Linked DNA regions of Mus musculus: all the other regions are linked to region 4. Evidence: chromatin loops called from intact Hi-C (ENCODE). Cell type or tissue: gastrocnemius. All regions are shown on one strand. Region 1 has its middle 7.6 kb from the start of Cdadc1. Region 2 overlaps Atp8a2 (ATPase, aminophospholipid transporter-like, class I, type 8A, member 2). Region 3 has its middle 12 kb from the start of Shisa2. Region 4 overlaps Atp8a2 (ATPase, aminophospholipid transporter-like, class I, type 8A, member 2). Region 5 overlaps Atp8a2 (ATPase, aminophospholipid transporter-like, class I, type 8A, member 2). Region 6 overlaps Atp8a2 (ATPase, aminophospholipid transporter-like, class I, type 8A, member 2).

Region 1 (5,000 bases), 340 kb before region 4:
GCAGCAGCTCTGTGCGTACTAGTGAGCCTTTTCCACTAGACACGTGTCTGATACAGTACGCTTGGACTCATCTCCTTCATGCTCCAAACCTGGATCTATCAAGCAGCTCTCCAGGTAATTCTGACATGTACTAGCCAAATTGTGTATATGTATGCCTTCGTGGGTGAGTGAGTGCGTGTGCGCGTGCATGTATGTGTGTGTATGTGCCCGTGTATCTCTCAGCGCATATAACCCACCAGGTGTTTTAATGATTCAAATGGAGCATGCTCAGTTGTTTCTAACACAGAACCAAGAATGGGTAAACTGGTAGTTCTTGCTTGTAGACAAAGCCAGGTGCTTCCAAAGGGAGTATAAGGCTGATTCTGTGCCGTATATGAGTGGCTATCTCTCCCAGCAATGCAGACTGGGACTCATGACATATTCCACTTTAGAAGTGATTACATGAATTTGTATTACACGATCACAGATTAAAAGAACGACATAAATCAAAATCATTTGCTGAATTTTGGGGTGGGTCATCAGGTAGGCAGGTTATAGCAAAGCAGGGGATGTCTGCTGTAGGTTTTAGACACTGTGTCATGACATTCTTAACTTTCAGGCTAGTGGAAGATAGTGTCTACGTAATACATTCCAACGTTTTTACCTGAAAATCAGAAGGATGTTGTGTCTTTTGACTAAGATGGGTAACAAATGTCTATTGAGGGAATCAATGATAGCCGGAGATAGCCCAGGCTCCAGGTCTACAACATTCAGCCTCCCACAAGCACAGGTTTCTGTAGGTCAGGCTGCAAAATCTCCATCACAGGCATGACACTTTCAGGACACTTTAGTCCATCACAGATTCCCATGTATTTAGAAGACCACAAATTGGGTGTGATTTAAAATGTGACAGCTCAACTTCATGCATAGATAACCATGTTGTGCAAATGTGTTTCTCAGAAACTTAGCTTATAAAATTACCTGCAAAGTGAATTTTTAAAAATTGTACCATCTAGGGTGATCCTCTATGAGAAGTCAGTGCTCTATTAGGGGTATAACTGTTTGCAGTTCTTACCTGCTAATGTGAGCGAGCGCTTGACCCTGAACACTTCAGGACTGAGTAAGACATTGGGTCACAGAAGTGAAGTTTGTGAATTAGGTTGGTATAGGGCATGCTGCCCTCTACTGGTGCTGAGACTACAGTGATTGTTTTTTGTTCCCAGAAGCCCAGAAATGAATCCTTGGTTTAGTCCCCTAATGTAGCTTAAGAGCTAGGCATAGTTCACACACTTTTGATTCTTGGGGAATACAAGCCTAACTGTTTGTCATTACCCTCTGACACAAGGGCAGAGGCACATGCATTTTGAAAATACTCCCTGGGCCAGGAATGTATCTCAGAAGCAGAATGCTTGCTTAGCACTCTCAAGGCCACTGGCTCTATTCCCAGCACCACCAGACGATAAAATCTCCTTGGAGCCAAAGAACATTGAACAAGAAGTGTAGGCCTGAAATGTTTACTATTCCCAAGTGTCGGATTCATGTAAGGTAAAACAAGACAGTGCTCAATAAAGAGAAGTTGTCTTCTTCCTTGGATATAATTGAATTACCTTACGGTAGCTTGACAAGTAAGATGCTGTGAGCCCTTAAACCTTGCAACGGTTTTGAGCACACAGTAGGTTGCTCTCTGAAACAGAGCCTGGTGATCTTTGATGATAATTCTTTGGAGAAAAATGTAGACCCAGGAAATGCTGGAAATGCCTTTTGTTGTGGGGAAGGAACAGTAGGAGAGTTGGACCACAGAGAACTCTTACAGAACTCTGAATGAACTCTCCAGGCATAAGCAGTTGGCTGACCAGAGACTCTCGTGAGAGAGAGTTATTGACTAGTTAGTACAAAACAAGCATTTGCTGATATGTAATGCACCAGCCACCATAGCAGGGCTCTGGCTCAGGACTTGAGGATGTGGCAATTTGTCTTTCAATGCAGCATGAGCAAACAAATTCATTATACCATGTGTTCTATTTCCCCTTCCCACCAAAATCTATATTCATCCAAGAACATATTTCCCCCTAAATCTGCTGTCCACTTTTACATTTTTCACGGTCTTTAGAGTTTAGCTAATTTTTTAAAAAAACTACCAAATTCCAGAAGCGTCTCACGTATCAGGTTAGTGTAGAGGTATAAAAGTCACTTGTCACCAGTTGTTTGGACAGATCAATTACTTCTCTGAAATAAGATTTTTCTTTCAGGAAATATGCTGAGGCATGTAAGTCCCACTGTGTGTCTTAGATCTGAACTAAAGTGTGGCAACCACAGACATCCTCTCTTCACACTTCTCTTCCTCTTATTGTCTACCCTGCATTTAGGCTTCCCATATAGTAACCGCTCTCAGGTTTCCAGTGTTTTCTCTCCTGGCTGTGGTCTCTTTGTTTATCTCTGCTGTGGGTTTTCTGACGTCTATGGCTCTTTATGGATACTCATTGCTTACCCCTGCTCCTTCTCAATAACTATGTCAGAAGATGACGTCACACGTCCAATCAGCTGCACCATGGTCATGTTCTTTAGCCCCTCTTAGCTCCTCAATTAGGATCATTTTACAGCTATCATCAGTTTAGTGACACGCCACCAGCAAATGCCAGCTCTACACTTAGATATCTGAATTATAATATCACCAACAGAGTCCTTCACGATAATGATGGGGAATTAAATGCATTAACAGTGGTGGTAAGTGCTTTGGGTTAAAGAAAATTATAGGAATTTTTAAAAATCAAATTATTCAGACTTTGAAACACTCAGGTCAGGATGTAGACACCAGGGGGCAGCAGAGGCTTTGTTTCTAGCTAGTCTTGCTGATGCAGTGAGGTGTGCACACTTGTTCCTAATGCTGTGCTTAAGGCCCTCCCGCCTGTAACGTCCCTATGTTGCCCTAGGGTAGGTCCCTTCCGTGGTGGATCTTGACAGTTCTCTTGCATTATGTAAATATCTCATTGGTTCTGCATTGGCTGTAAGCAATTCCAGAGATGTTCACATTTCCATGATATCAGAGGAAGGAAAGCCTGGCAGAGGACTTGAAGAATCAGCAGAGGAATGGGCCCCACTCAGCCCCTGGCCATTAACTGATATGCCCGTCTAGCCACACCCCTGCAGGGTGGTCTACTCACTATCTGATCTAAGTATGGGACTGAGTGCACTTCTGGGTCAGTGCACTCTGAAGGTTCTCACTTCTTATACTCTTTGCTGAGGGTTATTTGTTGTGCTTTGCTTCTCTCTCTCTCTCTCTCTTTTTTCTTCTTCCTTCCTTTCTCTCTCTCTTCTCTTCTCTTCTCTTCTCTTCTCTTCCTTTCTTTTCTTTTCTTTCTCCTGTCTTTCCTTATAGGCTTGACCCTGGCTGTGACCCTGAGATGGAGGAAAGGGGTTTGCATCCTACCTGCTTACCACATCACATTTAAATCTCCACGTGTTCCTTCCTATAGGCCAATGTCCCTACATCCCCACGGTAACCAGCACCATGTCTAGCTCAACAAGTAACCGCTGGATAAATAAATCTATGAGCACACTAGTAGTGTGAGCCTGAGCTGCATCTTTCTGATGGCATGGTGTCCTTGGGCAGTGATGACGGGCAGGTTTTACCTGGATCTTTAAAATTCATTCTTATGGAGAGTTAAACATAAGAGGATTAAACAGTGCATTCTGCACTTCCGAGTTCATCCAGTATCTCTCAGACTGTTCCAGAATGTGAGAGGATGCTCACCCAAGCCAAGGAGCTAGCAAAGGGCTTGTTTCCCCAGAGGCTGCAAGGCAGGTTTCATCTCCAGCCTCTACCATCTCACAAACACATGCCAGATTACATTTCTTGATATTGACAGAAGTTTATAGCAATGAACTTTCTAAAGCTCAGCCTATTTGAACAACAACAAAATAATCTAACATAGAAAGTAAGATGATATCATGGTCCTTTGCATATTTCTTCCCTGTGTGTGTTACTCCTTAAGGTTGGGGTAAAACTACACACACACACACACACACACACACACACACACACACACACACACACTTTTCCTATCCAGTTTTAAAATAGTACAATTGCTGGTGGGCACTCTTCAGGGATTTTAAAGCCACTAATCAATTTCACAACTGGAGGCGAAGCTCTTTGCTGGGAGCTATTTTGCACAGGGCAAGCACTCTGACCTCATCAGGGCAACCACAGTTCTGAAGGAAGTAGAGGTTCTGCCTCACAGCCCGTGGTGGTGACAAGATGGCTGCAGGCAGGCCGAGCTCAGAGGCTGGCTGCTTTTCTCAGGCTTTGCTGCTCCTCAACCCACAATGTCACTTTGGACAAACTGATCCAGGAACAAGGAAACCTGACCTTAAGAGCTTCTACAAGAGCCTTTTTGGTCAGAAACCCAAACCTAGCTTGCACATGGATAAAGCAGGCAAGCTTTCTCCTACCCCATCCCAAGCTGGGGAAGCACCATAATCCAGAAAGGGTTAAAACACACCACAGCTGGCTGTGGCGGCTCACACTGTAAGCTCGGTGCTAGGGAAGCTGAGGTAAGAGGATAGGTTTGAGATGAAGGTAGCCTGACCAACATAGTGAGTTCCAGGCCAGAGGGTGCAGGGAGGGGGAGGAGGAGGGAGAGGGGGAGAGGGAGGGAAAGGGGGAGAGGGAGAGAGGGAGAGAGGGAGAGAGGGAGAGGGAAGAGAGGGAGAGGGGGAGAGGGAGAGGGGAGGGGAAGGGGGAGGAGGAGGGGGAGGAGGAGGGGGAGGGGAGAACACATTGCTGGGGCTGAGGCTGTAGTGCTCAGTGGAGGGGGTATGGAATATGTGCTTAACATGCAGAGGTCCTGGCTTCCATCACCAGCATCAGTCAACCCTCTGTCCTCAAACAACCACCCTCTCCTGCACCAGATTGCCAAACCCTGGCTGCAGGGATCTGATGGAGGGCGTTTAGAGTGAGACCTGGCATCTGCTCTTGTTGCTGGTGGTCCTGAAGCGCCCATGAAGATGCTGCTCTCTTGTAC
Region 2 (5,000 bases), 68 kb after region 4:
GTCTGCGTAGGCCACGCACAGAGTCCGCAGGCCTGCAAGACAGTCACGGGTCAGTGGTGGGGCACACCATCGGCTAAGGGACATCACTATCACACAGCTTCTTTTGTGTCCGTGTGTTCAAAAATTAAAGAGGCCACCTGCTTCTTGGGTTCCTGTAACTTAACATTCACAGAGCGACAAAGGGAAACTTTTAAGTTGCCTACTGCAATTGTTAATAGTGATTGCTAGCTTGATAAGCTGTAGAGTCGTCTAGTAAAACGATATCTGGGCATGTCTCGGAGGGTGTTTCTAGGTCCAGGTGGGAATGCCCATTCAGACTATAAGTGGCCCCTCTCCAAGGGCTATGTCCTATGTCCCACCCTGAATAAGAAGCAGAGAGATGTGTGAGTCAGCCTTCACCTCACTCTGTTTCCCAAGCTGCAACTCGAACAAGCTGTCCCCATCTCCTGTCACCATGCCTCCCCACCATTGATAGACTGTGCCCTCAATCTCCCAGACAAAATAAACCCCCTCTTTCTCGGGAAGCCTTCGCCAAGTGCCTTGCTGTAGCATTGAGAAGAGTATCTCACACTCTCCCCCATGCCTCCATATAAACTAACACAAACTGCCCTTCCCGTAAATGTAGGAGTGCATGAGATCCCACGAGTAAATTCCCCACTGCAGAGAGGTACAGAATCTGTGTGGCTCATGTGTGCGTGGACCACAGGCGGTCGGAAAGCGAAGGAGCCAGGGAGCACATTTCAGGACATCAATAAAGTGCCTATTGTGTTGTGTTATGGAAGAGCCTGGCTCTCAGGCAGCCATGCCCTCACATGCGTGCATGTGTGTCTAGACACGGAAGCATACCACCGTGAGAGAGCAGCAGTCAGCACTTACACACTCGTCATCACATTCACTACCAGGAAAAGATGACATCACCGTGATCCAAAGGCTTCCAGAGAGTTCCTTCCCTGCTCACTGTGAACAGGGGGATTGGTATCTGCTTAAGTCCTGGACAAGTGATAGCACGAGGTCATCGAAATGACCCCTAGAGTATCTGGGGAAAGGGACAACTGTGACTCTAATTGTTGTGGGTTGGCTGCCTTCTGTTTTAGAGACACCTATGACATGGCAGAGTCTAACACAGGCAACTGAGTTTGGACTCTGCCATTTCCTTCCTCACTGTCACGGGCTGTGGGAGGGGACAAAGGAAAGCAGCTGTAAAACCAGTCTGGGTACGCAAGTCAGTCCTATGAGACGCACGCCTCTGTCCGAAGGCTCGCCTCCCACCCGAGCAGCAGCCACGGGCACACGACATCTCACCGGCAGGATCCAAGGCAGCATCTCAAAATTTCACTCACCTTCTGTGGCAAAATATTCCAGATGGCATAGCGTCTCCTCCATGTACTTTGAGTCCTTTGAGAGTCTTTCAAAGATGACGTTATCCTATGAAAGGGAGAGACATCCACTGAGACTGGCAAAGCCCAGAGGACGTCTGCCAGCAGGCACGCTAAATAAACAAGGCTCTCTTTCGGGTCTATGTAATGAACAGGAAAATACTTGACTTGGGCAGAGTGGAGCTGTCAGTTGGGCCAAACATGAGCTCTGTAAGATGCACATAGCAATACCAAAAGTTGCTATGTATCTAAAAAATAAAAATAAAAAAGGAACAACAATGGGGGGAAGATTCTGAGAGCAGAGACGTGATCAAAGCAGTTAGAGTGTCCACCTTTGCACACACATCTACAAAACTCAGACCCTGGGCTTTGCACAGGCTGAGCACCCATGGAACTGCTTCAGATTTGGGGTATTTTAAGATTTTGGAGTTGGTGTGTATACCTATGATGTGGTATCTCAGAGACGGGGCTCAATCTAAACATTTCATGCGTCCTGTCTACCTGTTCGCACTGCCTGAAAGTAACTTTCTATCTTTCCCATGGCTACATTTAGACTGGGACTCACACTAGGAGGTCAGCTGCGAACTTTATGCTGTACCATGGCAGTGCTTAGAAAGTTGATGGATCACAGGGCTCCCAATGGAGGAGCTAGAGAAAGTACTCAAGGAGCTGAAGGGATCTGCAACCCTATAGGTGGAACAACAATATGAACTAACCAGTACCCCCCCCCCCTGGAGATCATGTCTCTAGCTGCATATGAATCAGAAGATGGCCTAGTCAGCCATCAGTGGAAAGAGAGGCCCATTGGTCGTGCAAACTTTATATGCCTCAGTACAGGGGAACTCCAGGGCCAAGAAGTGGGAGTGGGTGGATAGGGGAGTGGGTGGGGGAGCGTGTGGGGGACTTTTGGGATAGCATTGGAAATGTAATTGAAATAAATACCCAATAAAAAATATGGAAAAAAGAGAAAGTTTTGGATTCTTAATTTATTGATTGTGTGTGTGTGTATGTGTGCACACGTGCGTGTGTGTAAAATGTGATGTGTCACAGCAAGAGAGCGTGGGGCCAGAGGACAGCCTGCAGGAGTCAGTTCTGTCCTTCCACCATATACACCTAAGGGTTGAGTCAATGTGGTCAGACTTGGCAGCATCCTGGCTGCCGAGTCATCTTATCAGCCCTGATTTGGAATTTTTGTTTGTTGATGGATTTAGTTGTTGGTTATTTGTCTGTTATTTGTTTGAGGCAGGATCTCACTGGAGCCCACGGAAATCTGTTGCCTCTGCCTCCCAAGTGCTGGAATTATAGATGTGAGCCACCATACCCAGCTAATTTGTTGTTGTTTTATAAATTAGTATGCTCACACTGTAACATTTTTATGCAGAAGTAAAAAGAATAAACCGCATACCCTAAGTTATCCAGATACAACCTCCAATATGGAAGTTCCCACAACCAAAGTGACCACAGGCCTGGAGCTTTTGTTTTGACTCACATTTGATGAGAAGCACCCAGTTTGGCACAGCCTGTCACTCACACTGGCAAGCCGGAATGGGTGCATGTATGCTCCTGGTACCCCACTATGTAAAGCTGCATCTCAAGACACTTTTCTTAAAAACTAAACTATCTTGTTGGAGGAGGGCAGGCTGGGACAGAACTCGGTGGGCACCAGCAGCGTTTCCCTGCCTACACTCTCCTGCTTCCAAAGCCTTCCTCTTCCAGCTGCTGCAGCTACAACACACAACACACCAACAGAGCCTACAAACAAGGTCGCTCTGTGACACTATGACCTCGGTGGCCTTTATGATAAGGCCTAAAGCTGCCTTATCATAAAAGTAGAATTCTTTTTGTTGGGCCAAATGGAATTCCTTTAAAAGCGACATACAATGTTTATCATCAAAAAGCCCCAATCATAATTTAAGGTAACCATGACGATGGAGATGAGAAAACTCTGCCACTCACCAGAACCGATCCAGGTTCAGTACCTTACTCCTGGCGTAGTCTCAAATTAAGTTTGAGAATTAGTCCCTTCATCCCACAGAGCCACCACACAATGGGATACAATTTTACAACTGTATAACCCATAAGCAGCAATAGCTTTCCTTAGCAATAACACCTTTGGAGTCTGCTTATTATTAGAGATATTGGAGAAAAAGCCAGGCTTAGGACACTGGCCATATAAGTCTACTTGTGAATATGACCTTTGTCTCTATAGGAAGAATAGCCGCTGGGGAACCAGCAACACAGAGGACAGACGGATGATCACAGATCACTAGGGTGCCATCACCTTTACAGACACCAGACAATGGTGGCAAAACCAGATCGCTACACCAAGGATTCTGTGTCCAAAGCTCACTCTTTGTCACTCTGTGTCACTGCCCACTCTTATCTAATTCACCTTGAACCTGTGTTCCTAGTGGCTTGCTAGGACTGTCTTTCAGCTCTGGGCAGACCATGAGGGATATGTGAGTAGCAGTTTGGAAAGCAATGCATTGGCAAAGCAGCCTCCAAGGGGTCGGCTGAGCCCCCGCACCTCTGATACTTACGGCTCCCTTGCAGTAGAGTCGAAGTTGTCCTGATGGCAGTCGGACAATGACAGACATTCTTTTCCTGTCACTGTAATAGTATAGAAGAGAAAAAGAAAGACAAGAAGAAACAAGAAGGGAAGGTCATCATTGTTTGCCTTATAGGACCAGGTCTAATAACAAGTCAAAACATATGCAGCCTAGAAATGTCAAGGTCCATTTCTCAATCGCTTTTTCTTCAAAGTAAAGCTTCAACAGTAGAGTTTACCCATCTCTACCAAATGGACAGATGCCTGTATGCCTTGTCCCACCGTAAGGACTCATTGCATGGCTGTTTGCAAGTGGGCCAGAAAAGGAACATTTGCCCATGTGCTGTTGCACACTGAATCAGTCAACCCTTTCAGTAACCATTCCGGTAACCAGAGCCATCCCTTGCAAACAACAAGGTGGGAGACCCAACACACCTCAAAGGTCCTTGTACAGTTTCTTTTAATTAGTGAAGAAGATTACCAATTCCTAGACCTGTCCCATCCAGCACCAGCCACACCCTCTCCCCCACTGCTGCACAGACTCTTTCTTACCCACTTGTTATCAGGGTCAAGCCCACATGCTGAGAATCAGTGACTTCTGCTGCCTGAGGTCCATCCTCTTTTCCTAACCCACCCCCAGTGTTGACCCAATTCCCACGGACCCTCTCATGGACCACACTGCTCAAGCACACATGACCTATATTCTCCTCCCCAGCAGTTCGCTCTGTTGCTTTGCCCACACTTCTTCCTACTGCAATGTATCCCCCACCTGCAGCCAGTCTGACCCACAGCATGCTCCGGGTGGAGCCTTCATCCTCTCTCAGCTTCTAGAGGTTGGGTGTCCTTAGCAATATCACCTAAGCTGTTTCTGTTTCTTAATGTCCAAAGCAGATGACCACAGTTACTCCAAGGAAATCTTACAGAAGGCAATGGCATCAGCAAAATGATGCATCCATTAAAAAGAATCAGAACCTGTAACCGAAACTGGCGTTTCTTCTCACTCCTCCTCACCCATCCCTTTAAAAACTAGACCCTTGTGTTTCCATCTACAGTGCCCTGTTTTCAGCGCATCCCTT
Region 3 (5,000 bases), 330 kb before region 4:
AATTAATGACTTTGATGCCAATCAGAGTCTTGTGATAATAAATATGAACTCATGTTTCATCTGATCTCAACTACTATAGACATAAAGGAGAACTTTGACTCTGAACTTCATGCCGAACGCTTGTCTTTATTTGAAACTTAATGCTGTACTTAAAGGTTAACAAATCCAAACATTTTATTTCTGATGTTATGGAATTAGCTACAGTGCAAACTCATGCAAGCAGAGGACACGTCAATCATACACACACTCAGAAATAACAAAAATATCATTCCATCCACTGCCAAAGCTGAGGCTAAAGATAAACAGCAAGGTCTCAACATTCAACCCAAACAGAATGGAGCCCTGGTATCCTTAAGCTCCACTGTGGCGTTTGATGGGATAAAAGTCAGTGGATGTAGATGTGCAGTCCACATCAGGCCTTTGATAAGTGGCTGATAACCGCCTCCCCTTTTTTGGCCACTTCTGCCTTGGTCAGGACTAGTTATAATAGTAGATTGTTGCTTACCCCTGGGGTTCTTGGGTAGGCAGAGCCGAGTGTAAATGTAGGAGGTAACTGTGCAAAAATCAAAAGATCCCAGTGTCTGGGGATTAGAGCTGAGTGTAATTAGAAAGGTTACCTTGGTGCCTTGCTGCTCCAGCTGTTCAGAACCACCATCTTTCACTGTGTGCACACCCTCAGCACCACAGCATCAGCACCACAGAGATTGCCACACCTCTTGCACATGCGTGCTATGATGCTATTTAACCCACAGCAGTTTCCCAAAGGCCTTGTTCTCCACTGCTGGAATTGAGAGAAATATTTAGGATGGTGATTAAAAATGAAGCGAATAAGTATTGAGTTGAATAGAAAGTAGATAATCATTATAGGCCATGCTGGATCTGGAATATTAGAATTTTAAATAAGCATCGTATTTCTGCAAGTATATTTTAGTAGCAAACTAAAAAGTGACAATTTTAGAGCTATGTGATTAAGTTTGGGTTCAAAAAGCTTAGTTCCGAGACAGTAGTATATATACTACATATCTCAGGCTGCCCTCAAATTTAGGATCTGTATTCGATACTTTTCTGTTGCTGTGATAAAAACCACAAGCCAGACTACTTATAGATAAGGGTTTATTTGGGCTTATAGTCCCAGAGGGTCAGAGTCCATGATGGTAGAGCAAAGGCATGGTAGGCAGGAAGCTGAAGGCTCACATCCTGAACAACTAGCAGGAAGCAGAGAGAGCAAATTTGAAATGACAAGAGCCTTTAACTTCTCAAAGCCCAGCTACTGGGACACACTTCCTTCAACAAGGTCACACTTCCTAAACCTCTCAAACAGCACCATTCGCTAGGGACCAAGTGTTCAAATGTCTGAGACTATCGCAGCATCTCAGTCAAACCACCACAGAATCCTCCTGCCATTGTTTCTTATTATTACTATAATATTTGTATTTTGGATTATACATAACCAGCAAGGTTCTTCATGCTAAATAAAAGTAGATACACTGATGACTCTTCCTCTCTTCTTGGCTACATTTTTTTAAGTATTATGCATATTTAAGGCATAAACTTTGATGCTAAAAGATGCATACATTCAGTTCATAGGTTACTATAGTGAACAAATTGTATTTACTTTACATAATTAGTCATTTTGCCTATCTGCTTGCAAGAACAGCTAAAAATCTATTTATTTAGCATGAATCCCATATAAACCATTCATCATACTGAATTCACCCAACAAGAAAATGTGCACTCTATAGATGATGCATTGATAACATCTCTATGAAATATATTGGAGTAAGTTCTTTCCTTTAAAGAGCCTAGATCCCGTTTGGAGAAAGTTGACTTAGGATTTAAAGTAAATCACGAGAATCAGGTTCTCCTTGTCTCGTACCCAACGTGCATGTGTTCTGATCCTAACACGTGACCGACCACCTGGCCTGAAGTCAGGTGGAGAAGATTATTCCCACAAAAGAGCACAGAGGAGAGCAATACAGCGGCAGCCTCTCCTCTTACTCTCTGGTCGCTTCTCGGGCTCTTATTTGTTTAAATGGGTTGTATGTGCCACGGAGACTTGCACTGTTGACTGTAGCAATTGCTGTGCTCAACAGTGTCAGGTATTGTTTTCAGCCAGGAGAGGGCGCGCAAGAGCCCAGAGTGGGAAATCTGGAGCTCTTTTTTTTTTTTTTTTTTTTTTTATGACTTTCATATATTTTTCCCTGTTCTGAAAGACCTGGAATTTTATTCTTCAATTTAGCACTTGGAATAGGCTACCAAAGCCGTGTTTTAACAGCATATGATTTAGATTTAATAATTTGTTGAAAACAGAGAAAAAGCATAAATCAGCAACTGAGACTGAAGAACGGGCTTTGGTTCCAGCCTGTCAAACACGTGCAACCAGTAATGCTGGCTCCTTAGTCTAAATGACAGGGTTTACGAATCAGAAGGGGCAGGGCTAAACCGTTTCTATGAGTCACAGTGTGAACAGGACCCAGACAGTTGTGAATGGTACCATCAGTTGGTGAACTGGAAGTGGGGCAGTCAGGAGACTTTTGTATTCGTTCTTCGTATTATTGCAACTTTTTCTTAAGTTTGAAATTATGTGTAAGAAAGGAAAAAAAAATTCCTCATTTGCTTTGGTCAGTCGGACCCAGCATGAATTTGTTATTTGGTAAAGTCAGACCTCTTGGACCCACTTCCTGAGGGGCAGGAAACAGGGAGCATAATTCTCAACAGAGATCTGGAGTTGATCTGTAGTTAGCATCGAGGAAGGAGTCAAGAACGTTGGTGAGCACGGATTATCTGAATGCAAGTTTTCTTTATCGCAAGAGTCCCAGAGTCTTTTCTGATTTAAAACACGGCAATGAATGCTGTATTTATCTCCATAGAGAGACGGTGCTCTCTTACAGACTATGGAAAGCTGAAGAGGATGTGACACGGCTGGGATGTCAGCCTGCCTCTGTACTCTGCCCTGTGACTAGAGCTCAGATGTCCTGAGTGGGAGGGGCAGAAACTAACCAAGCATTCTGATTGGCCTTTGCTTTGCATTTGAGATAGTCTTACCATGTTAGCCCAGGCTGGCCTCTTTTTTTTTTTTTAATAAGATTTACTTATTATTATATATAAGTACACTGTAACTGACTTCAGACACCCTAGAAGAGGGAGTCAGATCTCATTACAGATGGTTGTGAGCCACCATGTGGTTGCTGGGATTTGAACTTAGGACCTTTGGAAGAGCAGTCCGTGCTCTTAACCACTGAGCCATCTCTCCAGCCCAGGCTGGGCTCTTAACTCCCGAGCTCAAGCAATCTTCCTGTTACACTCAACCTCCCGAGTAGCTGGGACTACAGGTGCACACCACCACATCCAGCTTACATTTAGATTTTATAGCAATTCAAGGTCAGATCTTCTGTTTCACTTCCAGGTCTACAGCCAGGACCTGATGCAGTGAATAAAACAGAATGGAATTCTGTCCTGTGGAACTGGTTACTCACTTGTAAAAAATTATTCTAAAGCCTGATTTCTCTTTCTATCAAGCTGCACATAGATTTTCTCTCTGTCTCTGTATGTCTGTTTGTCTCTCTCTGTATCTCTGTGTCTCACTCTGTCTCTGTGTATCTCTCTGCATCTCTGTCTGTCTCTGCTTCTCTCTTTCTCCTTCTCTCTCTCTCTCTGTTTTTTTTTCAAGACAGGGTTTCTCTGTGTAGCCCTGGCTCTCTTGAAGCTCACTATCTAGATGAGGAGCTGGGATTAAGGGAGTGTGCCACCATTGCCTGGTAGATAGTATTTTCTCAAAAATTCAGTTAAGCTTGCATTCTGGAAATGCTTAGCTGGGCAGTGGTTTGCTCTCTGGGTTTGTTTTGCTTTATATTATTGATGTGTTTTGTGCTTAGTACCTCTGTGCCCGTGCTCCCATTCAGGATCGAGCACTCAAGTGCATCTAAACTGGCAACAAGGCATTTAGACGTTCAGTTTCAGTGTTTTCTTTCCTGCAGTTTCAGTACTAAATATCATGACCACTGTATGCAATTCAGCCTGCACGGCTGAATTCTCCAAGTAGAGAAAGACAGAGGTTTTACTGCAGTCCATAAATATGACCATTTATTGGCCCCCAACATATTTATGTTCTCCTCATTCAATGCTCACTTAAACTGTACAATTTGCTTGACCCAGTCTATAAATGTAAATTGCCTATGTCGGAAAGTGACTGTGGATGACTTTTGAATGTGTGATATAATTCCACGATGTCTACAGGTAAACTAACACTGACAGGAGGCTACTTTCCTTCTCCCTGCCTGCCTGCCTGCCTGCCATGAGAAGCACCAAATGGCTATGTCGATCCTCACGGATAAAACACTTGCCCATTATTCTCGGAGTTTCTATTCTTTTATTATTATTATTATTCCAAGTGTGAACCAAAAATAGTAATAAAACATGCATGCATTGCCAAAACTTCCACTCAAATACCACTGGATGTATGTGACAGAGGTCATAGCTTATCAAGTATAAAATGTTTGCTTGCTTGAGAAAGTTTGCAAGCTGGCTCAGTGTCCTAGGCATAAATGAGTCATATTTACTAATTTACCTAAACATTCTTGTAATAGATTTATTGGTGGGATACCAGTGAGAAATCTTGAGCATGTAACTAGTCTGGTCCTATCAACTGCAGTAATTACACCTTGTGTTCACTCGGCACCAGCAAGGTGAGGCTTGTTTAGTTTGGTTTTGCTATACAGGCTGGGGACCAAATCTCACACAGTAGATAAGCTCTCCACTCACTGAGCTGCACTTCCAGACGACGTCTTCATGGCACGTTCATGAGTTTCTCTGTGCACAATGATAATCATCTCAGTCTATCTCTTGCTGGTTTCCATCGCCCCCACCCCATGTTTTCTTTGTCACCTCATATTTTCTAGCATAAATTGACCCACTTCCGGGAATAAAATAACTAAAGATATATCATATATCATAAACCTCTTTATATCAAAGATATGTATATTTACAATATATATCTTAAT
Region 4 (5,000 bases):
TTTCCATTGAAAGAGCCACATGTGTGAAAGGAAGGTACTTTTCAGTCTGTTCCAAAGCCCATGGTAATTCAGCCACATTTAGGCAATAGGGGAGACCTCAGAACACGTTTCCAGAGAGTCAGAGCATGGTGGCACAAAGTCTCCAGTACTCAGGTGTCCCACACAGCAAACTCACAGTGCACAGCCTACCCGGTCTGCTGAACTCAGTCATTAATATTGACTCCTCAGCCTCAAGGCCAATGAGTTAATGATGTCCTGAGCAGAGGGCTTTTGGGCCTCTCAAGCCTTTGAAACACTTTGCTGTTTTAAATCACTGTGAGACAGTTGGAGAAACAAAAGCGGGTATAAACCTACTAAAAGTTCTGTTTTGTCTTGGAGAAGAACCATGGCACTTGGCATAGTCCACAGCAAATGAGCCAGTACACCAGGCAAGAAATAAGGGTGTGGCCGAGACATTAAAGAGCATGAACTTGCTTGCAGACCACCTGCCTCACCTGGCGCCATCTGAACAGACCAGGCTAAGTATGACCTGCTGGTCCTCAATCAGACACAAAGCCAGACATGATCAGGGACAAAGGAAAGGATGGGACAGGTCACATTCTCTCAGAATTCTGAACATTTCAACACATGTCCACAGAAGCTGCCATCTGCAATCCGCATTTGCTCCCTCTCCTGTCTGGGCTAGAGGAGATTAATGGCACTAGGCAGCTCCGCTGAGGTGGGAACTCTTTATCTACCAGTCTTCATGTCACGGCTCTACTGATGAGCAAACCACAGTTGCACAGCTTGAAACGATGAGTAAGCCCACAGATGTGTGTGCACACACATACATGCACATGAAACCCAGCAGAGCTGTGGCCCTCTAACTACCAAGCCAAGCATTGGAGACTTTGTATGTCTATGGCACATACAACCAAGAAAATCAATAGCTGTCCAGAGAGTCAGCTGACATGGGGACCACAGCAAGCCACTCAGCCAGAACTCCATCTTGAATGCTTCAGCCTCATGCCAGAGATTAATAGGCTAATACAGCCCTCTTCCTTTTAAATTATCTGCTCATCCATCTCATCCTATGCACCATTAGCAGAATACTGTGACGCAAGTGTGTGCTTATATACATATGAAATACTTACAACAGCAAGCTACCAAATCATTTTCCTCTATGGCCCTTTATTCTGTGTTCTATCAAATGAAATTTTTAGAGTCCATTTCACATTTACTTGTTCATAAAAATCATTTTTTAAACATATTTTCAACCTTGTAAGGCAAATGACCACAGAATCTCTAATTGCATGGAAAATTTCTCCTTGAAAACCAAAGGCTGGAAGGCATAGAAGAAAGTTCCAACTAGCCATGGAATCAGTATAAGGGGACTTTCTGGCTTTCCCCACAGCCATTCATGAGCTGCAACCCCAAGGTTGCCCTGCTTCATAACGAGTCCTAAATAACTGGCCTAAGGAAGGATGCCTTAATATGCCACATGTGTGAGTTCTTGGGGCAGGTCCATCAGGGAAAGACGACCACAGCTTAGTTCAGAGTTCAAGAAGTTCAAGGTCTCAAGCTGTGACTCTGTCACTGGGCCTGACACATTCAATGTCAGCAGCTTTCTGAAGGAAGGGAACAGAAAATCCCACTCAAGTGCCAGCAATGTGTCACCAGCAAGAGAACACTGGGAGGCAAATAGAAGGTGGGGGGAATGACTCCAGTGTTCCTGACAGACAGCGGCCAGTCAGAGCAGCAACATGACTAATAAAAGCAATTGGCAGAGTGTGCAGGGCTGCTGCAGCCTCTCCTCTGGAAGATGCCTGGGCTCCCAGCACAGGCGTGGAAGAGGATCTCATTCCTTGCTTAGCATTATCCAGAAATGAGAAAGTTTGCAGAGGGGTTGGAAGAGTCCAGTTGATCATAAAGCCCACAGAGGGAGCCAAACCAGCCCCCTCTCTCCTTTCCCTCCTCTCTCCTCTCTCTTCTCTTCTCTTCTCTTCTCTTCTCTTCTCTTCTCTTCTCTTCTCTTCTCTTCTCTTCTCTTCTCTTCTCTTCTCTTCTCTCCTCTCCTCTCCTCTCCTCTCCTCTCCTCTCCTCTCCTCTCCCCCTCCCCTCCCATTCCCCCTCTCTCCTTTTTTCCTCTCCCCTTCCCCTCTCCTTCCTCTCTCTCCCCTTCCCTTTCTTCCTCCTCCCCCTCTCTCCTTTCTCTCTCACACAGCTCCTACTAATGAGGAAATAATCTCCTTTTAAAAAAAGCAATAGTCATTAATTTTGCTTTTCTCCAGCTAGCCATGCACTGAAACCGATACACAACCATTCTGCCTCTTTTTTTTTTTTTTTTTTTTTTTTTTTAATTCTTCCACACATTGGCCCAAGACCAGACTGTTCTCTGGGGCCAGGATCACATTCCAACACTGCCACTCAGTGGGGACCTATCCCTGTCAGTTCCAAAGGCAGCCAGCCTGAGGTCTTCGTCTACTTCCCCTTCATTTAGAAGTTATACATGCACACACACACACACACACACACACACACACACACACACGGAACAAGCCACAGAGGTTTGGGTTTTTCTCTTAATATCTAAGGTCACCATTTTCACACTTCTTGGGCAAATAAAGTTTTGAAGGAGTTTTCAGGGAGCTGTTTGCTGTTTTCGTAGGTGTCTCCTCAGGGAGGTACAAAGAGAAGACACAAATGCTTCCTCTGAAGGTGGAAACAAACCAGTCCACATGTTCACACAGGCTCCACCAGCAGCAAGCCACTGTTCCTGCACCTCACACCAATGGGTGCACAGAGCGGCCCCTGCTGGCTGACTTTATTTTATCTTTTAGCAAGAACTGAAGGGAGAAGGCTACTGCCCTGGCTCTGCAGGGATAGAGCCTGCAGGATATACAGTCCAAGCTGTCACCTGCAATATGTGCCTGCCGATCTCTGGAAGAACTGTAAGCTTAGAAAGCTTAGAGACCGGGGGAGGGAGCATGCAAAGACGTAATTCTGTTCTCGGTATGAGAAAAACCGCTCTTGAAATCCACCCTAAATTCATTTTCGAGTGCAGGCTCTCAGGATAACAAATGACACTCACTTTCATAACACAGTGTCCGAAGTTCTGGGAGAGAAAGGGGATGAGCCATGGTGAGTAGCCCTGGGCTACCCTAAATCTTCAGTACTGTCACGCCTGGATTATTAGACACAGATTCCTTTTCGTTTTCTGCTCTTTGTCTTTGTCTTTCTCTTTCTTGTTCTTTGTCATTTTCCTCCCTCCACACATAGTTCCCCAGCAATCAATGGCTCTTCTCTCCAGAAAGGCAGTCTTGGATTCCCAGATTTCTTGTGAAGCAGTCACTTCAATACTACTTGCTTCCTTCCTTCAGAGGGATGTTCTGAGGGGGCTGTTTACTTGATTTTTCTGCAGTGGGAATTGTTGAGGCAGAGAGTGGGAGTCCCTTAGATTGCTTCATCAGGAAACACTCAGCCCCACTTAGACTCTTTCGCTTTCTTCCCGAAACAAACAAATGCCCAGACGAAGCATCCTCTAAACTCAAATGCCAGGAACGGACAGCTATGCTTCACCGATGTGCACCAAACTATGAAAGCAGACGGCACCTTCGCGGCAAGTGCAGAGCGGGCTGGGACTCATTCAATGCGACCGGGATGAAGAGACTTTGGAGAAGTCTGAGGTCCCGAGCTCTGCCCCTGCCTCCTTCCCTCAGCCTTTTCACACCAATCTCTGAACTCCCATGTTGTTGATGAGTCAGACCATGTTCCCCATGGCTTTTACTTCCTCTTGCCTTGTGCCACAGGTAAGCTTTGTTTTGTTTTTTGTTTGTGTTTTTTGATTTTTAAGCCAGGGATGCCATAACCAAATGCTACAGACTAAGTGGCTTGGAGCAAGAGAGAGTTATTCCCTCATAGATCTTAATGTTAATGTGGGATTCAAGGCATCATTGTAGCTGTGATTCCTCTAGGGTTGTGGTTCTCAACCTTCCTAATGGCTGCAACCCTTTAAAACAGTCCTCATGTTGTGGTGACCCCCCCAACCATAAAATTATTTTTGTTGCTACTTCATGACTGTAATTTTGCTACTGTTGTGAATTGTAAGGTAAACATCTATTTTCCAATGGTCTTAAGAGACCCCCATGACAGGGTCTTTCCATCCATCCCTCACCAAGAGGCCATGGCCCACTGGGTGAGAACCACTGAAAGCCACTGCTTCTAGAGCCTCCTTCCCACTTTGCGTGATCATTGGCACATGTGCAGCTTCAGCCAGCATCAATCCCTGCCTGTCATCATGTGGCAACCTTGGCAATCGTCCTCAGTGTCTCTTCTTCCCGTGATAAAGTCACCAGCCATTTGATTAAAGCCTCATTCCGGGCCAGAGCCTGCAACAACTCCATTTACAAAGTTCTGTCTTCCATGGAACACAAACATTTCGGCCCACAAAAGCTACACAGTTGGTATGTTCATGTATAAGAGGCTCAGGCATAAAGCCGCTTCCACTTCTGCCCTCTTTAACGCTTCCTATCTTGTTTTTAAAAATGTGTTTTGTAACCAATTTTCTCTCACTTTGGCTTCCCTGTCCGACCCCTCTGAGTTTCACGGATATTGAAAACCGTCCTAATCCCCAGATCCCTGTCATTTCTACACTTTTAAACCTACAGTCAACAATCTAATGTTTCGATCCACATTCTCTGTATATAAACCATCAGACTAAAAAGGCACTTAACACCAATGATTCCATCCTAGTGTCAGTCAACAGTGACCACCTTGGCCCAGTCCCTCCTGAACTCCCTTCACAGTGACCACCTTGGTTTCAGAGCATCCCCTTTTTCTGTCACAGGTTAACTACAAGAAACATAAGGAATATTCACTGCAGACCAGCACACATGTGTTTTATGATCAGAATTCTGTGGTTCACCCGATCCCTACGCTCTAAGAATTAAAAGTGTTAGAAAGATTAAACGAAAGAATAACTACTATTAACTGTGGCAAGTTCTCCAGTCATCAACTCTAGA
Region 5 (5,000 bases), 220 kb before region 4:
TTGCTGAGAACACACTAAGTGTGGGGATGCTACTTTAGGACTGCTGTCATCAGGGCCAAAGCTCTGAGCCCTTAGGCTCACTCAAAGGCCATCATCAAGGATCAAGATGTCCTAAGGGCACAGCGTCATGAAGTGCCCACCTTTATGAATACACTTGGAGGTATTTCTGCCCTTTCTCTATGTCTCATAAACATATATACATATATGAGAATATATGTTATTCACACACACACACACACAAACACACACACACACACACAAATGAATGACATTAGACTTATAGCTGCCCCTCTGTTCATGTGTTCTTTGTCCATAGATTCAGCTGACTATGAATGAACAATATTACTTAATCAGTTTTCTCTGTACTGAATGCATACCAATTTTTTTCTGTCATAACTTATATGGCATATGATGATCTATAGGGCATAAGAATGACATGTAGGATCTTTACACCATATTAGATGTTGTAAGTAATCTCCAGGGTATGCCCTACAGACACTGAAGGATAATTGTGTTTCTTGAGTGTGTGTGTGTATGCATGTATATAAGATATAATGCAATTAACCAAATGTAAATTTTATATCTAGCAGGAATTAGAGGCCCTGAAACATCACAGCTCCCAATTCCACAGTTCACTCTTGAGAGACGCGCAGCCCCCACCTCCCACCCCTCAGCTGCAGGTTTAGAGTCAACCTGAAGACAAGAGGAGGACAGGCCTCTTGCCATACGCCAAGTGTCTTGGCTAAGACCCTGACTGTGCCTCTCCCAGGCCAACAGGAACCACTCTCCTCTCACCTGCATCTTCCTAAAGCTCACCTGAGCCTTTCAGTGAAAGGAACACAGATCATTTTACAATGGAATGATAACCACATCCTTTAAATGTGCGCTTCATCCTTCCAGACAGGATTTAGTGTTCTGAAATGATCTGTGATCAGACAGTCTTCTGCTTTCTGATTCATTAAATGTTATTAACTCTCCCATGGCAATCGTGCATGTCAGCAGACTTGCCAGGGTGAACACTTAGACCCTTTCCTACTGTTAACCTTCTCCTGGGTGTCTGCAAAGGCAGCAGTTGACTTCAGTAATTCATTTATTGGGTCTCCTTATTGTTGGTGTCTGATGCTTTTAATTTGCAAGTTTTAAAAAAAATAAGGCTTATACAATTAAAAAGCAATTCCTTCTTAAGATTATAATGGAACATCAATTTAAAGTAGTCACAGGGAATCATACAGTAACCTGTCCTCTGGAACAATAATCATGTTCCAAGTGGGATCCAAACAAAGCTAAATGAAATGCTAAGGCACTTGTTGAGAGGAGGCCTTCTGAAATTCTTTCTTCTTGGGATACCTTTGTGCCTGAGAAATGTTTATGTGACCCCAAACATGCAGGTATATAAAATGGATATGAAAGTCAAACATTTACCAATGATAAGTCATAAAAGCTCATTTGAAAAATTCTTTGTAGTATGTATAAATTTACCATTTACTAGAGACAATGGTGAATTTGTATGCTGGATGCGCTTGCTTGTCTATCACATGATAAACCAGACACAATATGATACTTTGATGCTAAGGAATAATGGTAGAAAAACACTAAAGGACTTTGGTTTTTGTTTTGTTTTATTATTTGTTTTTGGTAATTACACCATTATGTTTTTACCAGAGCAGAAAACTTCAAATGTATGTCATAATTCATAAATAGAATATTCTCGAAGTTGAACCTAGGTGTTCGAGGTAGCATTTGTTGACATTGTTTGGTGAGATAGCTCACACAGTTCAAGGTACACATGGTTTGCATTCAACACCAAGGCTGCGTCCATAGGATGCAACATGCAAGGGCACTGCAGAGGCACCTTTGTGTGTGTTCCCCATATTCATTTATGAGACCCAGATACAGGGTCCTGATCAACATTTAAGAATTTAGTACAGCTTTGGATGGTCTGCTGAGAGGGATGGGAGATAACTACCAATCAAATGAACCCCTAATCATGTTCTCATGTCAGCCTGACTGTGTGCACGTGTGTGGGAGAAGCATAAATGTGTGCACGTGCCATCATTTTTCCTTAAGGTAAGTTACTGTCCTCTTTTAGCATGTGACCTTCTGTTCCTTACCTTCCAAGTGGGTCTTCTGGACCAGGAGCTTTTAGGTGCCTGGGTAGGAGATACATTTTGCACTGATGCACCTTGGCCTTTCCCCTGACATGCTACAGACCTGGCTCTCGGCGGGACAAAATAGAGAAGAACAACCACATGACTAGACTCTCAAATATCAAGAAGCATTTGCTGTGTAATCTCCGATGATAGCATTTTGGCCTGCGTGTTTCCTGTTGCAAATCCTGCTCCCTCCTATCCTATTTCAGGAACTGATGTTCCCCTAGGGACATCTCCTGTCTTCAGCATCCTGAAATATCTGGTTTCTACTCCAGGGCTCTGGGGATGCTCCCTCTGCTGTCCCTGCCTTCTGACCAGCTGCTAACCTGGCACACACTTCCAGTTTATTTATGAGTTTGGCCAGAACCTCCACTTCATAAAAGATATCCCCACTGATTTAAAAGCACATGTCCCTCTGAAGATAATCATTCTCTTCAAATGAAAAAAAATCTCTTATTTACGCTCATCTTCTCTCTTTGCAGACAACAGCCTTTTGGGGCTTAGAATATTCAAAGACAAAAATGTATTTTCTAGTATTATGAAAGTTTAGAATTAAAAGTTTTTTTCCCTTGTATGTTTATATCTGTTACTTTAAGCAATATGTAAAGAAAGTATTTTTTATTTAATGGGGAAACAGAAAGATATCTTTCTTGAAGTATTATTAGCACAGTGACAACTCTGTTCTTTTTAAACCTCATGATAGAATTTTCTAGAAAATTGTTTAAGTCTGCATTAGTGTTTATTTATGAAACTATATTTATATGAATTATAATTACGATCACTACCAGTTGATTCTGCGTATTATAACACATTACCAAGAGCAATCTAGTCTAGTCTAACTAGTCACATGGTATAGTGGCCAGGTCCTACAGTCAACCAGCTTTTTGCATCTCATCAGTTATGTGACCTTGACGTAAAGTTCTCACTCTGTTTCTTCAAAAAGCACTGGCTGTAAGAAAAAGACACTTCAGGGTTACTGTGTGAGTAGATATAACCAGCATAAAACAGCTGCTGACATATTTGTCTTCAACTAGTCCTCAGTCATCTAGTTATCAACTGGGAACTCGGTTATCTGATCTGTAAGTTGAACTGGTCCATTGCAGACTTAGGAGGTCTTTCTTTTTTAGCTATTTGTCTTGTGGTGCTCTCAGTACTGGGAACTGAACCCAGGGCCATGTATATGCTAGGCACATATTCTACCAGTAAACTATTCAGCCTGAGCCCTATAGAGTCACTATGGTGGGGGGCATAAAATTGAAAGAAAAGGAAACTACAATAGCATCATTATGCTTAACTGTATCCATGGCAACAGCCAGGACAGATGTGCCATCACTCTGGACCAGGAGAGAAGACCAGAAGACAAGTTCAGAGTTTCTAGGGCTCTATCTACCAAGGGAGGTTACACCAGGGGAGAGTGGTTAGGTCAGTCCCTATGAATCCTTTCTTGTATTAAGGGGGAAAAGTGAGATTAAAGGATTTGGGTGTGAGAACAACTGAATGGATAGGAAAGACATAGATGCTCAGGACAAAACAAACAAATAAACAAAAGGGAAGGAAATATGCATCCCAAGCACTGAACTCGCCAAGTGTCCAATATATGACTTAAGACTTTGTCCTAGGGTAATCTAATATAGGAAGTACAGAGGGTGGTAGACACGGCTCAGTGGGTGACAAAGCACTTGCCACACAAGCATAAGGAGCCACGAGTCACACACAACAGCACACATCTGTCACCCACTGCTCCTATAGTAAGATGGGATGCAGAGAACAGGAAAATCCCTGAGAGTCTGCAAGGTAGCTATCGGGGCACACCTGACACAGCACACATGAGGTCAAAGAGCAGGCACGGGTGTCAGTCCTCACCTTTCATGTTTCAGACGGTGTCTCTTGTTGTTTATTATTATGTACACTGTTCACATGAGCAGTATACCTGTGCCAGTACCCAGCTCACACTACCCCATACTATCTTGTTCTGCCAGGGCACCCAGCAACGAAGAAGAGAGTCTTAAACATGGGGGAGGAAGAGAGGACTGACACCCAAGGTTGTCATATGATATCCACATGTGCACTATGGTACACATAAACATATATACACCAAACATACAAAAGTTTAAAAAGAAATACATTACAAAATATCAGTGTAGACAAATTACCGGTAACCAGGGATGGTCAGAAAGAGAAGAAGCAATTAATTCACAAACATAGTAATGATAAGAGACGGCTGTCCATTATTCACGTTTAAAACAGTTTCTAGAGCTGGATAAACTGGGGGCTGGCTTAGGCATGTTATTGTGGAGTTATGGTGGCCACAGAGCACTCTGTCACATTTCTTAGGTTTAATTTCCTCTCATAAAAGCAAAGGTCTCTCTAAGGTCTCCTCTGTCTTTGTTGGGTAGCATGTCTCCAATGCTGGTTGTACATTTTACAGTAACCATAGAGACAAGTGATGTTACCTCTGGCACTGCATGACACAGGGGAAATAAGCAGAGGGTTGAGTCATACACAGGGATGCAGCCCTATGAATGCACATCCAGCCAGATGCTCAGCCCAAGTGCCAGTGTGGCTACAACCTTTCTCCCTGAACACTTCCCCTCTCAGGGAAAGAAGACCTCTCAGAAAGGAAGGCTGGAGGGCTGGGACAGTGAGCCAATCTTCTCTTTTAGTTGTGTTCTGCCCCTGTGAAGGGTGCAGAGGAGCCCAGCCAGAGCAGAGTGGGGGGGGGGGGGAGGGCTGGTTCAAAGGCACTTTGAAGATGAGTTGTGTGAAAAGTACCGCACTATCATCTCTCTGTCCCCTGTCACACTGTTAGTATTTCTGAGAGCAAAGTCCCCATTTCCTCGCCTGTATTTA
Region 6 (5,000 bases), 180 kb before region 4:
TCAGTCTCTGTGCATGGGAGGATAGGAGAGAATGACAGGGGCAGACAGAAAGCAGAAGACAAAAGAGGTAAATCAAGAGAGGAGAGCGGTCATAGATTAGAGAAAAAGCCCAGAACAATAATGAGTAGCTGTATTCCCAATGCTGGGACACTGCAAGAGGAGGCTTCTTGGAGCTGGCTGACGAGCCAGCCTAGTTGAACCAGTAAGTGCCATGTTTGGTGAAATGTCATGTCTTAAAATTGGTGGAGAACAATTGAGAAGACACTTAACCTTGGACTCCTCATGCATATGCATCTATATACACAAGGTAATCTCTCTCTCTCACACACACACACACACACACACACACACACACACACCACTTCTGAGAGGGCAAAATGAACTCCTTCAGCTGTCACTCTGATGGAGAAGGCAGAGTTGGATCCAACTTCTGCTTCTACTGGCTACTGAAGGCCACCAGCCCTCCTAAGGGTAGACTCTTGTGCAAGGCAAGAGCGAAAGGTCTGTGCCCTTTCACTAACCATTCTTCCAGGGTGTCCTCACAAGAGACCATGATTGAGCACAGGCTGGGTGGATGCTCCAGAAAGAGCCGCAGTCTCATCCCATGGACCCAGGGTCTCCCCTTCTTACAAAGAGAGAAACCTGTGTAAAATGGGAAAAAGGACCTAGAAGCTAGCCTGACACGGGCTGGGGCTGTGACTAGGTGGAGAGGTAGGTATCTAATGTCTACAGGGCTACGGGTTCTATGTCCTGCACCCAGGAGGGGACCTCACTCTGCTTCCCATTGTCCTCAGCTAGGCCTTGTGTGTGCTCTCCTAAACCACAAGCGGTACGTCTACTAAAGAAGGCCAGAGCACCAGGGCTTGGTGCTGCTCTGCCTTCCATGGTGTTCAGAAGCCCACAGTGCTGGCATTTCTTTAGTCCTGCCTGGAGACACCCACAGAGGATGGTTTTCAAGCCTTCTGAAGATGCTGGGAGGCAGCCACATGACAAGCACCAGTCTTCCACTACACATAGGAAAGGCGCAGCACCAGTGCAGTTCACAGAGATGGAGAAAATGGCCTGCCGGAACTTGGGAGGGGTAACTTGCTGCTCACCGAGTGGGGTTCATCTCTGCTTGGCCTCATCTATAATCCCTTACTATGCCATCCTGTAGTGAACACAGTGATATTTGTTAAATCAGTTTTCCATAATGAAACGATGCTGTTGGCACTGGTGCACGGGAGGGGTGAGGCAAGTGGAGTGGGCGGGCATAACTGTAGTGCCCCAAAGAGGAGATATTGCTGGGGATTGCTGCCTGTTGTTAGGGTCCTGAAACGTGTCAGAAGGCAAATCCCAACTCCTCTCCAGGTTTCATGACCGTGAACATATGCCTTAATTTCCACAATATAATTTCTTATATGGAATAGAAATTATGGTGCAGATTAAATATATGAAGCACACAGTAAATGTACCTTTGGCTAGCCACCACTGCAGCCATCATTGCCCCCCCCCCCATCATCATCATTATCATCATCCTGGTGACCCCCACTCCCAGGCACAAAGAAATTCCAGACTACTTAAAAGACGCAGCTGACTCTTTCCATTTGCCACTCCATCAGTGTGTAGGTACAAAGGATCTATGGCTAATTAAGTTGGGAAACAGTTAAATCTTTACTGTAAACAGTATTTGCGGAACATCTGAAAGTCTCCGGATGGCAAGAGCCATCTTCTAAGGGTCAAGCAAGTGTCTTTTCTCGGGATGCTACATGGAGATTCTTAAATGTTAGTTGGTGATGATCGGCAACTCCCCAAAACAGTCTGTGAACGAGAACTGCCCCAAATCAAACCTATCTGAATGTTTCAGTCTCAAGACACTCTGAGCTTGTCCTCCCCTGACAGAAGTTAATGTTCTCAGCCTATTTTCTCCTGAATTTATGCCTGGGAGCATGGCTGTGAACAGGTTGTCTGTCTGGAAATGGTGCCAGGTTGGGGACGACAAGGCACTGTCCTATGTTCATTAACCCAGGAACTCAGATCTGTGGTGATTCCCCTCCTCCCAGAGGAAAGGGCTGTCATGGAAGCTTAATCTCTTCAAATAATGAAGATTTTATGGGCACAAGGGCGGCCTCTCTGCTTCCACTTGGCTCAGGAAGTGGCTCTGCACTTGAAGCCCCCTAATGCGATAATGATAATACCATCCCATGGTGGGCAGCAGCATCCGCAGAAGCATCAGGCTCCCCTGTCCTCTGGTCCTGTGTCCCGCCTGCACCCTGCAGGACACACAGCTCTGCAGCTGCCAGCGTTTATTTACACACATTCCTGACGCAAATTCAATTAATGAGCATAATTTGACTCAGACATGTGATGTCCTTCCCCGCTCACTCTTTCCTTCTCTGCTCCTCACACTTTCCCTGGTGGCCTTCCTGAAGCGGGCTCAGGCAGGCTGTGCTGCTCAGAAAGTAGGCCATGTGATTTCCACGGAACCCACCCGCATCCTTTGGTTTATTCAGGTCAGTGTAGGTGACTTCAAGTTCCTAATGGAACACAGATGCTACGTAAATATATGCTGTGCTGAATACGTAAATATATGCTGCGCTGAATTGCTTAGGGTAGAACAACGGGGGAGAAGCAGTGTGTAGTCACAGCTGGAACTGCTTCCTTACTCCGACAATTCCTAATCTGTAGTGGGTGGGAGAGGAACCCATGGTCTAGAAGACCAAATGAACATCATCAGCATCTCTCCCCCTCCCTACAGGTGATGTGTTTACCCCCCATCTACCTTTATTGACGGCCTATAGAACAGAGAAACGCCAAACCACAAGCCACATCCACTCCTAAACACAAATTCCAAAGCTGAGGGGCTACAGGGAGCGCGGAACGGCAATGCTGGGACCCTTAACTTTTACACAGAAAGCTAAAGTAACCCCACATGAGAAACTTCAGTGTGGATGTGGTTAGATGCAGGAGGTCTGTTTATTGCCCTGGGCAGACCAACGAGGAATTTCCTGTGTGCTATGCCAGGTTCAGGGCTCAAGTAACCCCGTCTGCAGTCTGTGTGACGAAGCCAGCGGTTGTCCTGGGTATTGACACACTATTCCTCTGCTACTTGTTCCTGGCAGCAACCCTTCCGTCCACATTCTACCAAGTGTAGAAAGGGATTAGAAAGGGGAAGGGGGGAAAATTCCTTCTAAAATAACCAAAGGAAAAGTGAGTTAAAAGGGAAACCCGCCGCCAGTGTGTTGGACTTTGCTCTTCCAGAGTACAGACACACGTAGTACCTCCAGCAATAAAATTCCTAACCTTGGACCCAAGACTGTTTGCCTAGGTCCACACAGAGTCAGCCGTTGGCTGCTTTAATAGAAACTGCTTTCATGTTGCATTCTGACCAGAGAAGTAGATTTGGGGATTTTTTTTTTTTTTGAGGAAAGATTGAATTTATCATAAAACATATTTCATCAAGGTCCCAGTAAAACGAACCACCTTTTTACCCAAACCACAAAAGCTGCAGATTCCTTTGCTGGGAAAGTTGGCTGCTTCTGTTGGAAAGATTAAGTTCTGCTGGATCGTTTGGGGCAGGGAAAGATAGGTGATTACTTTGTCCTTAGCAGAAACTCCGAGAAACAGAAAGGGAACCTCAGGGGCCCATTTCCTCACTGCAGAGTCTTACAGCAGATGAATAGGAGTGGACCTAAACATGTTCTAGAAAGAACCTAAACCATGCAGCCAACACCAAATGTATCTGCCATCCTCCAGCCCCCAGAAAGGCCTCCCTGCAAGGATGATGGATCGGGAACTTCCCGTAGTGCTAGTAATTTATTTGCTCAAATTGAAGGTGCCACTATTTCCATCAATATGATGAGAGAGTGTTGAGCACCTTCCCCCCCCCCCCACTTCCTCTTTGGTTGTTCCTGGCCTAAAAGCATCTTGGGGGAATACATGATACATGTTTTGATATGATGGGATATTTGGCCAGTTTATGAAAAGCAAGTTTGTCAAGAGCCAGTACTATAGACTAGCTATTGGATTTCCTTGGAGCAAAAATAAAGATGATTTCAAATTGCTTTAGACACTGACAGGTTATGAATTGTTATATACATAGTTAAATTTGACTTTTGGATTATCTTGTTATCTGCATCCCTCTGCCCCATGGGCATCCCAGGCCACAGGCCTTGGTCTCTCTCTCTCTTTCTCTGGAAGCTACTTACCACTTCCTTTTAATTTTGTGACAGGGTTTTACTATGAAGCCCAGGCTGCCCTGAAATTTCTAACCCCTCTTGCCTCAGTTTCCTGAGCTCTGGGATTATAGTTGTATTTATTACCCCAGCTGACTCCCTCCAGCTTTCTTAACCTGGTTCTCCATTTAGCCTTTTCAGATGTTATTTGGGTGGATATATATATTCTTTGTTTCCTTTTTCTGTTTTTTAGATCAAAGCCATTTTGGTGAGGCTTGTTAGTGTTTTCCTACACTTAAGGATTTTGACTGTGATGGCTAATGAAGTTTTAGCCTGTTTAGGTGAATCCCCAAGTCAGACTAGCTGAACATCTGGCTGTCTTTTAGTAACCCCTACTTGGTACCACCACAATGAAGAATTTCTCATAGGAGAAATGCTGGTGTGAGTTTCAGTTTTCAGATACACTTTTGTGGAAACAAACCACACAGAATGCAGTATCCCAAGTCCAGGCTCAGATGTCACAGCAGTCACTGTCCTTGGTAGCAAACACAAACTCAACTGCTTCTTCTTTGACACTCCCTATAGATACCCGTGTGCGGTGGAAAGAGCATTGCTATGAACACTCTAGCAAAAGGCAGCTCAGGCTGCTCCGATGAGGGTGGTAGGGGAGAAGGGGAAAGGTAGCTAAGGGCCTTAAGCAAGTACGATGGGGGAGGATGGTGCCGAGCAGAGAGGAATATAAGGAGAAGCAGAAGCTTTGCTTTGGGGGTGTTTAGGGTCTGAGGGACCAGGAAGCCATTCGCATGTAGGATTGACATGAAATTACCCCATATTATTTTAATTCAG

What was found. Peaks named below come from ENCODE experiments on the same cell type or tissue, not always from the same donor. Only the 100,000 strongest peaks of a DNase experiment are listed, where the experiment ranks them.
Region 1: it touches region 4 in a loop (5-fold over the local background); 31 of 42 quality-filtered maps call a loop at or near these places.
Region 2: a loop joins it to region 4, with 5 times the contacts of the local background. A loop is called at or near these places in 4 of 42 quality-filtered maps.
Region 3: a loop joins it to region 4, with 8 times the contacts of the local background. A loop is called at or near these places in 32 of 42 quality-filtered maps.
Region 5: a loop joins it to region 4, with 3 times the contacts of the local background. A loop is called at or near these places in 3 of 42 quality-filtered maps.
Region 6: it touches region 4 in a loop (2.7-fold over the local background); 2 of 42 quality-filtered maps call a loop at or near these places.

What each region holds. Positions count from the first base shown.
Region 1 is chr14:59,603,041-59,608,040 of GRCm38, forward strand. No RefSeq gene overlaps it. Among named protein-coding and RNA genes, the nearest start is that of Cdadc1, 7.6 kb to the left of the region's middle. In gastrocnemius, CTCF peaks have their summits at 1,172 (motif pointing left) and 2,784 (motif pointing right); DNase peaks (open chromatin) are centred at 1,152 and 2,807.
Region 2 is chr14:60,008,463-60,013,462 of GRCm38, forward strand. Atp8a2 (ATPase, aminophospholipid transporter-like, class I, type 8A, member 2) reads right to left here. Exons shown (of 36, transcript NM_015803.3): 19 at 3,917-3,986; 20 at 1,341-1,425; 21 at 1-32. Among named protein-coding and RNA genes, the nearest start is that of Atp8a2, 76 kb to the right of the region's middle. In gastrocnemius, no CTCF peak of the experiment used is centred here; no DNase peak of the experiment used is centred here.
Region 3 is chr14:59,611,014-59,616,013 of GRCm38, forward strand. No RefSeq gene overlaps it. Among named protein-coding and RNA genes, the nearest start is that of Shisa2, 12 kb to the right of the region's middle. In gastrocnemius, a CTCF peak has its summit at 2,100 (motif pointing right); a DNase peak (open chromatin) is centred at 2,116.
Region 4 is chr14:59,940,639-59,945,638 of GRCm38, forward strand. The region is part of intron 23 of Atp8a2 (ATPase, aminophospholipid transporter-like, class I, type 8A, member 2); the gene reads right to left. Among named protein-coding and RNA genes, the nearest start is that of Atp8a2, 140 kb to the right of the region's middle. In gastrocnemius, a CTCF peak has its summit at 2,780 (motif pointing left); DNase peaks (open chromatin) are centred at 2,432 and 2,796; H3K27ac peaks cover 618 bases.
Region 5 is chr14:59,724,843-59,729,842 of GRCm38, forward strand. All of the region lies in intron 32 of Atp8a2 (ATPase, aminophospholipid transporter-like, class I, type 8A, member 2), which reads right to left. Among named protein-coding and RNA genes, the nearest start is that of Shisa2, 100 kb to the left of the region's middle. In gastrocnemius, a CTCF peak has its summit at 2,453 (motif pointing left); a DNase peak (open chromatin) is centred at 2,451; H3K27ac peaks cover 894 bases.
Region 6 is chr14:59,757,056-59,762,055 of GRCm38, forward strand. The region is part of intron 32 of Atp8a2 (ATPase, aminophospholipid transporter-like, class I, type 8A, member 2); the gene reads right to left. Among named protein-coding and RNA genes, the nearest start is that of Shisa2, 130 kb to the left of the region's middle. In gastrocnemius, a CTCF peak has its summit at 3,053; no DNase peak of the experiment used is centred here; H3K4me3 peaks cover 394 bases; H3K27ac peaks cover 606 bases.